Linked DNA regions of Homo sapiens: region 2 is linked to region 1. Evidence: chromatin contacts called from ENCODE Hi-C or POLR2A ChIA-PET data. All regions are on one chromosome and are shown on one strand. Each heading gives the region's core, a stretch centred on a gene start or an enhancer-like site at or near the end of the contact. The rest is flanking DNA. Distances are from core to core; before and after follow the strand shown.

Evidence for each region. A loop is a pair of places that touch in the nucleus more often than their neighbours do. ChIA-PET counts read pairs that join two places held with the same protein, here RNA polymerase II (POLR2A). Pooled maps may share reads with other maps.
Region 2: a loop to region 1 is called in a pooled map, with 5 times the contacts of the local background. The contact joins the promoter of POLA1 here to the enhancer-like site in region 1. A Hi-C loop is called at or near these places in 1 of 168 maps with a recorded cell type or tissue (chondrocyte), 2 of 37 single-sample maps with no recorded cell type and 4 of 50 pooled maps. POLR2A ChIA-PET finds 5 or more read pairs at or near these places in 2 of 52 experiments (GM12878 and endothelial cell of umbilical vein).

The regions. Positions count from the first base shown.
Region 1 is chrX:24,239,565-24,244,109 of GRCh38, forward strand. No RefSeq gene overlaps it. Among named protein-coding and RNA genes, the nearest start is that of SUPT20HL2, 72 kb to the right of the region's middle. RefSeq lists an enhancer at 3,167-3,246. Within about 2 kb of position 2,792, at least 6 of the 41 ENCODE cell types and tissues checked have a DNase peak (open chromatin) inside an H3K27ac peak, as active enhancers do; they include GM12878, where a contact is called at or near this core.
Region 2 is chrX:24,692,283-24,696,492 of GRCh38, forward strand. POLA1 (DNA polymerase alpha 1, catalytic subunit) reads left to right here and starts at 1,636. Exons shown (of 37, transcript NM_001330360.2): 1 at 1,636-1,722. The coding sequence starts at 1,680. RefSeq lists enhancers at 1-105, 1,808-1,897 and a silencer at 1,458-1,617.

The DNA of each region.
Region 1 (4,545 bases), core at 1,542-4,041:
GCTGGAGTGCAGTGGTACAGTCTCGGCTCACTACAGCCTCTGCCTCCCGGGTTCAAGCGACTCTCTTGCCTCAGCCTCCCGAGTAGCTGGGGACTATAGGCACCTGCCACTACACCAGGCTCATTTTTTTTATTTTTAATAGAGACGGTTTCACCATGTTGGCCAAGCTGGTCTTGAACTCCTGACCTCAGGTGATCCACCTGCCTCGGCCTCCCAAAGTGCTGGGATTAGGGATTACAGTCATGAGCCACCGCGCCCAGTCTGATTTTTTCTGAGTCAGGGTCTCCTCTGTCGCCCAGGCTGGAGTGCAGTTGGATAATTATAGCTCACTGCAGCCTCCGCCTCCCAGGCACAAATGATCCTCCTACCTCAGCCACCTCAGCCTCCTGAGTAGCTGGAATTACAGGTGTACACCATCATGCCTGGCTAATTTTTATATTTTTTTTGTAGAGACAAGGTTTCCCCATGTTGCCCAGGCTGGTCTCGAACTCTTGAGCTCAAGTGACCCACCCGCCTTGGCCTAAGTGCTGGGATTACAAGCATGAGACACTGTGCCTGGCCACATTGTGATTTTTCTATTGTATTTCATGAAGACATTCATTTATCTAAATATGGCACTAAAAGCACAAGAAACAAAAGAAAAAATAGATAAATTGAACTTCATCTAAATTAAAAGCTTGCATGTTTCAGGGGACATTATCAAGAAAGTGAAAAGATGGGGGAAAGTTTTGAAAATCATACATATGATGAGGGTTTAATATCCAAAAAATATAAAGAACTCCTACAACTCAAGTACAAGCAAACGACCCAATTTTTAAATGGGCAAAAGACTTAAATAGACATTTCTCCAAAGAAGACTTAGACATGGACCAAAAGCACATGAAAAGATGCTCAACGTCATTAGTCATTAGGTAAATGCAAATTAAAACCACAATGAGATGTTACTTCATACCCACCAGGATGGTTATTATAAAAAAATGGAAATAACAAGTGTTATGGGGATACAGAGAAATTGGAACCCTTGTATATTGCTGGTAGGAATGTAAAACGTTGCAGCTGCTGTGGAAAACAGTATGGTGGTTTTTAAAAAGTTAAACATAGAATTACCATATGATCCGGCCTGGCTCACACCTGTAATCCCAGCACTTTGGGAGGCCAAGGTGGGCAGATCATTTGAGGTCAGGAGTTCGAGACCAGCCTGGCCAACATGGTGAAACTGCGTCTCTACTAAAAATACAAAAATCAGCCGAGCGTGGCGGTGCATACCTGTAGTCCCAGCTACTTGGGAGGCTGAGGCAGGAGAATCGCTTGAACCCAGGAGGTGGAGATTGCAGTGAGCCGAGATCATGCCACTGCACTCCAGCCTAGGCAACAGAGTGAAGACTGTCTCAAAAAAAAAAAAAAAAAAAATTACCATATGATCCAATACTTCCAATCTGAGGTATATACCCCAAAGAATTGAAAACAGGAACTAAAGTTCTGATACATGTTACAACATGAATGAACCTTGAAAATGTTGTGTTAAATGAAACATACCAGATGTAAAAGGACAAATAATATATTATCCACTTATATGAAACATCTGGAATAGGCAAATTCATAGAGGCAGAAGGATAGAGGTTACCAGGGGCTGGGGAGAGAAAGAATGGGAAACTATTGCCTATGCTACAGTTTTTGCTTGGGATGATGAAAAAGCTCTAGAAATAGATAGTGGTGATATTTAAACAACTTTTTTTTTTTTTTTTTTTTGAGATGAAGTCTTACTCTGTTGCCCAGGCTGGAGTGCAGTGGCGCTATCTCGGCTCACTGCAACCTCTGCCTCCAGGGTTCAAGCGATTCTCCCACCTCAGACTCCTGAGTAGCTGGGATTACAGGCACCCTCCATTGTGCCTGGCTAATTTTTGTAGAGACAGGGTTTCACCATGTTGGCCAGGCTGGTCTTGAACTCCTGACCTCAGGTGATCCACCCGCCTTGGCCTCCCAAAGTGCTGGGATTACAGGCGTGAGCCACCGCATCTGATCTAAACAACATTTTAAATATACATAATGCCACAGAATTGTACACTTAAAGTGATTACAATGATATATTTTAGGATATGTACATTTTACCATTTACCAAGAAATATTGTGATATAAATTTACTTATCAAAATCCACCAAGTTATTTTGATCCACGAATAAGTCACATACAATAGGTAGAAAAGCACTGCTAGATTATCTTTAATAACAACCTAGATATTTTAGCCATATGAAGAAAGGTTTAAAAGTTATGAATTGGTACATTGTGAATGGCGCAGCCACGTTTTTTTGAAGTATATTTTGTTAGGCACAAATGATCACATGTTGAATTTATCAGTTGTGATGCTAACTTAAGGGACCCTTAGTGTAGAATGACTGTTCTCTTAGTAAAACATCCTGGCTTGCGTGCAAAAACCTTACATGTCGTTATAATTTGCCACCATACGTGTCAAAATCTGCAAGAAAATTTGAAAATCATCTAAATCACTTAGAATGGTAACAGAACGGAAATTAATCATAATTTTTTAAAGAACAATTGCATAATACGCAAAAATTCCCTATTAACAAGAATATTTGATTGGCTGCTTAAATCTTTATTACCAGAGTTTGTTGTGTTAGGTGCTATTCTCAAGGGGCTGGGGACCCTTGTTCACAGTGATGGGTGCCACCTACTGGATATACTAATATTTTCTCTGACAACATCAGAAATTCTCTTTCAGGACTCTTTTGGAAGCGAGTATTCCCTCCCTTCCCTTCCCCCTATCCCACTCCCACTAGCCCCATGTTAACACAGCTGGAACGGAACACAGAATTCCCATGAGGCTATGACAGGCAGCTTCTGACCTGGATCCCCTGAGTGTGGGCTACACTAGTGACTTGCTTCTAATGAACAGAATAGGACAAAAATGATGGGATGTCCCATCTGAGATTAGGTTACAAAACACCGTGACCTTTTTTTTTTTTTTTTTTTTTTTGAGACATGGTCGTGCTCTGTCGCTGAGTCTGGAGTGCAGTGGCATGGTCACAGCTCACTGCAGCCTCAACCTCCCGGGCTCAAGCCATCCTCCCTAATAGCTGGGACTATAGGCACATGCCACCACTCCCAGCTCATTTTTGTATTTTTTTGTGAAGACAGGGTTTTGCCATGTTGGCCAGGCTGGTCTCAAACTCTGGTCCTCAAGTGATCCGCCCACCTCGGCTTTCCAAAGTGCTGGGATTACAGGCATGAGCTACCACGCCTGGCCAAGACTGTGGCTTCTGTCTTGATTGCAAACTGTCTCTGATGCCTCTTGCGTGCTTGTTCTGAGGAAGCCAGCTACCATGCTGTCAACCACCCCATGCAGAGGTTCACATGGCCAGGAACTGAGAACAGCTTCTGGCCAACAACCAGCAAGAAACTGACGCCCTCAGGGGAACCAAGGCCCTTAGTCCAACAGCTTGTGAGAAACGGAATCTGGCCAACAACCACGTGAGTGAATTTGCAAACAGATCCTTCCCTTGTGAAACCTTTAGATGAGCCAGTAGCCCCGGTGAACATTCTGATTGCAGCCCTGGGAGAGACCCTGATTCCTGCAGCATAGAAACTGTGAGAAAAGAAATGTGTCGTTTTGAGCCATTACGTTTTAGGATAATTTGTTATGCAGCAGTAGGTAACTAATTCAGGGGCCCAAACTAATTCTGATGGATTTTCAAAAGCTTTAGAAGTTTCCTGTTTGAATTTGGCTTCATAAGCCTCAGTAAAAACTTTCTACTGTGCTTGCTCGTTTAGCCTGTTAGACCTTGTGTTCCCAGGGGAAAACTTTTGGACGCTTCTGGGGCCACTCAGTCTGTAGTCCTGCAAAGATGTCACAAAAGGTAAATCTTGATCATATACCATGTGAATGAGTGTTCGAAGGTTAGGTACACTTTCCAGAGGAACATGTATTTTTTTTTTTAATCATTAATTTTCTGTTGCAAGAGTATAACATGAATACACTCTCCTTATGAAAATAAGTACGTTATAAATAGAGTCCTCTTTGACAGTAACTCAATCTAGGTCCCTCTCCTCCCCACCTGTCCCCACCCTCAGTTATGAGTTTGGAGTAAATCTTTCCAGACCTAAAAAAAAAAAATTACATAAACACATGTGTTTGTTTTTGCAACAATGATACTCTCCTTCCATATCATTCACTTTTTTCATTACTCACTTTTTTCCACTCAACCATCTCATTCAGTTTTGAAATCCCTGTTGCTACATGTGGATCTAGTTAATTCTTAGCTATAAAAAAATGAAAACTTATTTTCCCACTGATGACTTATAGGTTGTTTCTAGATTTTCATTTTTTCCACACGATGCTACAGTGAACACCGCCTGCTTGTCCATGTCAGAGTGTCCTTTTCTAGGGAAGACACCTAAGACAGGAAATGTTGGGGAGGGGAGGGGAAATCATGTGAACATTTTAAAGACTTAGACACACTCCCAAATTGCTCACCAAAATGACCGTGCCAATTTATACTTCCTGCAGTAATGAAATTGCCTGTTTGCCCC
Region 2 (4,210 bases), core at 386-2,885, 450 kb after region 1:
ATACCACAAACTGGGTGGCTAATAAACAACAGGAATTTATTTTTCACAGTGCTGTAGGCTGGGAATTCCAAGATCAAGGTGCCGGCAGATTCAGTGTTTGGGGTAGGCCCACTTTTTGGTCCATAGATGGTGCCTTATTGCTCTGTTCTCACATGGAAGAAGGGGCAAGGCAGCTCTCTGGAGCCTCTTTTCCGAGGGCACTAATCCTATTCATGAGGGAGGGTTCCTGCTGATGACCTAATCACCTCCCAGAGGCCCTACCTCCTAACACCACCACACTGGTGATTAGGTTTCAACGCATACATTTTATGTGGAGAGAAACATTCAGACCACAGCAGTAGTGAAAGAGAAAAGAGGTTTGAAATGCCTAGAGTTATACCCGGGCATGTGGGAAGTAATCAGCTGTGAAATTGTTAAGGTAAGGATTTGGTTCTTATTAATGACTAGCCAACATGGTTCTCTCCTGGTTGGAAAAAGCTTGATAATAAAACTATAAAACTTCCATCAGTTTTTAAAAGGGAAGTGTAGGAATAAATCTGTCGTAGTACTTTAAATAGGAAGTTATGTCTAAGTGTAAATTACTACATGTTATGTATCACAACATATGGATCACATAACATGATATTAAATGATTATGAAGCTGAAAGACATTTTCTAAACAATCAGAAATTAAGAAACAAGTATTGATCAACCATGCTAGAAGACAGATTGAATTATCTTTATATCCTCTTTGGAGAAAATATTACAAAATTGTTGTCACATGAAGAAGGGATCAATAAGCATGTGGGCAATAATGTAGGAAAAAATACAAATGTGTGGCAGGCATTATTTAATAAAAATGTTATACCTTTTTGGAAAGAGATAACATGAGATGTACACATTACAGCCATTGTATCATACACAAAAATTGAATACCCTTTTTGTTTTTCATAACATTGAAATTTTGGAGTTCACGTCAGGTGTTTTGTAGATTGTCCTACATTTTGAATACATCTGATTGTTTCTTCATGGTTAGATTCAGGTTAGACATTTTTTGCAAGAAGACCATATAGGCGAAGTTTTTCCTTTTTCATACGCATTACATCAGGAGGCATATGAGATCAGATGGCCATTTATTGGTAATGCTACTTCTGGTTATTTGGTTAAGACGGAGCATATATCTTTAAGTTGTTAATCACACAGCCACTGTATCCAGACTGCTGAGAAGCAAACTATCAGGCAAAATTCAGGGCGCGCAGCAGGAGGCAGTCGCTTTCCCGGCTCTGGGGAAAACGATCCAACCACGCCCACTCTCCTGCCCGCCCGCGCCTCCTTTCCGGGAAAATGGGCTCTGAGAACCAGAGCGCCCTTTCTCCCACGCGCCCAAATCTTTTCCCATCAGCATGCGTGCGCTTGCGCAGTCTCCAGGCGGCTCCTTTCCAGCGCCCGACCGCTTCTTTCTCCTGCTCTCCTCCGGCTTCCCCTCAGCTCTAGCTTTTCCCTAAGGGGTCATCACAGGGCGCCAAACGCGCGTCCGCGGGAAGGCCGGGGGCGGAGCGCGGCGCGGCGCGGCACGTCAGTGGCCTTCCGGCCGGAAGTCCGCAGCCTCCCGAGCCGCTGATTGGCTTTCAGGCTGGCGCCTGTCTCGGCCCCCGCGCCAGTTTTGGGCTGGTTGGCGCGGAATCGGGAGATTCGGGACCATGGCACCTGTGCACGGCGACGACTGTGAGATAGGGGCGAGTGGTGAGGGACAATTCCGCGCGCGGGGCTCCGGGTTGGGACAGTGGCATGATTGCCGGTGGTGGGGGTTCTGAGGGAGGCGCACACCCGGGTTTGTTTGGGCGCAGACCTTGGTCGTCCCCGGCGGGGGCCCTTCTGGCGTCGGACCGGGCTTCCTTTAGGCGCGGTTTGCTCTTGGAGGACCAGAGCCTGGAGGGATTTTTGTTTGGGAGGCTGTCTCACCTCTGCCACTGAGAGTCTCCACAGTCGATTGCGTTTCTATTTCTTTTGGTGAGTTGCACCCACGTGCTGGGTATAACTTTATTGAGACTGGCCCCGTGGGGCCGAAAGTATTTCACTGCGATCTCCCTAAGTATCCACTTGAAGGCTTGAACAGAACAGATCTGTGTCCCTTTTTGTAGGAACTTCCAGGAAAATTTTATACATTGTAACTAAGCAGGAAAGAAAGCTCTAAGTGCTGTCATCGGGGAATAACGCGTTTTGTATTTTTAGGTAATGGGTTTCTACTTTATGCATTAACAATTTTTCTTTCAGATTCTTTGGAAAGTTCTTCAAGTGCTGCGTAGAAATCCTGTTCACAATCTAGTCATTCCTGGTGAAGTTTCAAAAAAATGGCATCAATTTAGGGCATTTCGGATCCCCTGTATATCACTCCGTTTGTCAGGGGTGTCTTTTATTTCCAAAAATAGAATACAAAAATGCAAATAGATTTGTCTGATTTTTTAAGTGTTCAACTAAAGCGTGACTTCAGTTAACTTCTAACTTAAAATCAGATGCTTCACTTTGTTAGCTCAAGCGTCACCTCTCCTGTCATTCAGATACATCACCATTAATGAGAACTCGCTTCCTAATCAGCTTCCTTTGCATTCACCTAGTTGTGAGTCACAGATTTCAATTTGTTCTAGCCGTTCGTTTTTTAAGACTATTTTGGAGAGTCGACCTGCCTGGATTACAGATAGGATGTTGGGTGTAAGTATGTGAACGAACAGTCTTTGCAGGCCTCTATCAGTGATTTGCCACTAAGCCCTTTCTTCATCCTAAAAACTACGTCATCTATGAACATCAGGAAATCACTTTGGAGGATACTGTGCAATCTTGAGACTCCTCTTAGGTCATGGTGTTCATTAAGTAGTTGCTGGGGACTTGTGACTGGAATTTTTCCTTTAGAGCAGACTGAAGGATTGTTACCTGAAAGACTGCTGTAAGCTAGTGTCTGTCTGCTTTTGGGGAGGATAGAGATACTCCAGATGGTAATTTTGAAACAAATATTTAAACCTTTGTAGCTGGATTTTTTTCATGCTTATTCTTTTTTTGCTAAGTTACCTACGTGAAGCATTGGAGACATACTCCAAAAAACAAAATGTAGGCTTTTTTTTTTCTTCAGTATTAGCAGGCAGGGCACCTTGATAATGGCAGTGAAAAGTTGAAAGGTCTGTAACTAGCTGTTACTATATATGAAAAAAGATCAGGGAATTTTTATTTATTTATTTATTTTTGAGACAAAGCTTCCCTCTTGTTGCCCAGACTGGAGTGCAGTGACGTGATCTCAGCTGGCTGCAACCTCTGCCTCCTGGGTTCAAGCAGTTCTGCCTCAGCCTCCCGAGTTGCTGGGATTACAGGTGCCCACCACCACACCGGCTAATTTTTTGTATTTTCAGTAGAGACAGGGTTTCACCATGTTGGCCAGGCTGGTCTTGAACTCCTGATGTCAGGTGATCCACCTGTCTCTTCCTCCCAAAGTGATGAGATTACAGGCATGAGCCACTGCGCCCGGCCAGGGAAAGTTTAATGATCAAAAAAGCAGGTACAGTGGTTCATTCATTGGTTCATTCAGCAAATATTTATTATATACCTACTAGGTATAAGCCTTCTGCCAGGCTCTGGCATTATGATGGTGGGTAGGCTGGACATGGTTTGTCTTCATGAAGTACAGATGGTAAACATCTAATCATATGCAGAAAACGGCTTTGCTTTGTTTTTGCCTTCTAAAGCTAGACCTTGGTACTCTTAGGTATGGTGTGTGTGGGGTATGTGGATGTGTGTTTGACTTCACACGCGGAAGCGTTACATGAGCCGCTCCTATATTGCTAAGTGCAAAGTAAGATAGGCATCTTCATGTAATCCTTAACAGATTTTGAAGCAGACATGATTATCCCCATTTCACAGATGTGGACCCTGAGGCTCTGCATCAGTCAGAGCCCCTATCTGTAAGCTGCAGGAACCAACTCTACCAGATTGGTTAGAATTTGTTAGAAGAATATTGTGTTCACAGAAACTCCAGGAGGACTAGTAAGCCAGTCTGGGAGCTGTTTAGCCAGGAACAGTGAGTGAAATTGTGCCACAAAAATGGGCCAGTGAGGAGGTCATTGCCAACCACGAGCAAGTACTTGATGCTATAGCTCATACCTTAGGACATTGCTGACATTGTTGCCGGTTTTGTAATCCTTCTGCAGCTGTTGCTACTTGTAGAATCTTTTAAAACCCATGCCCC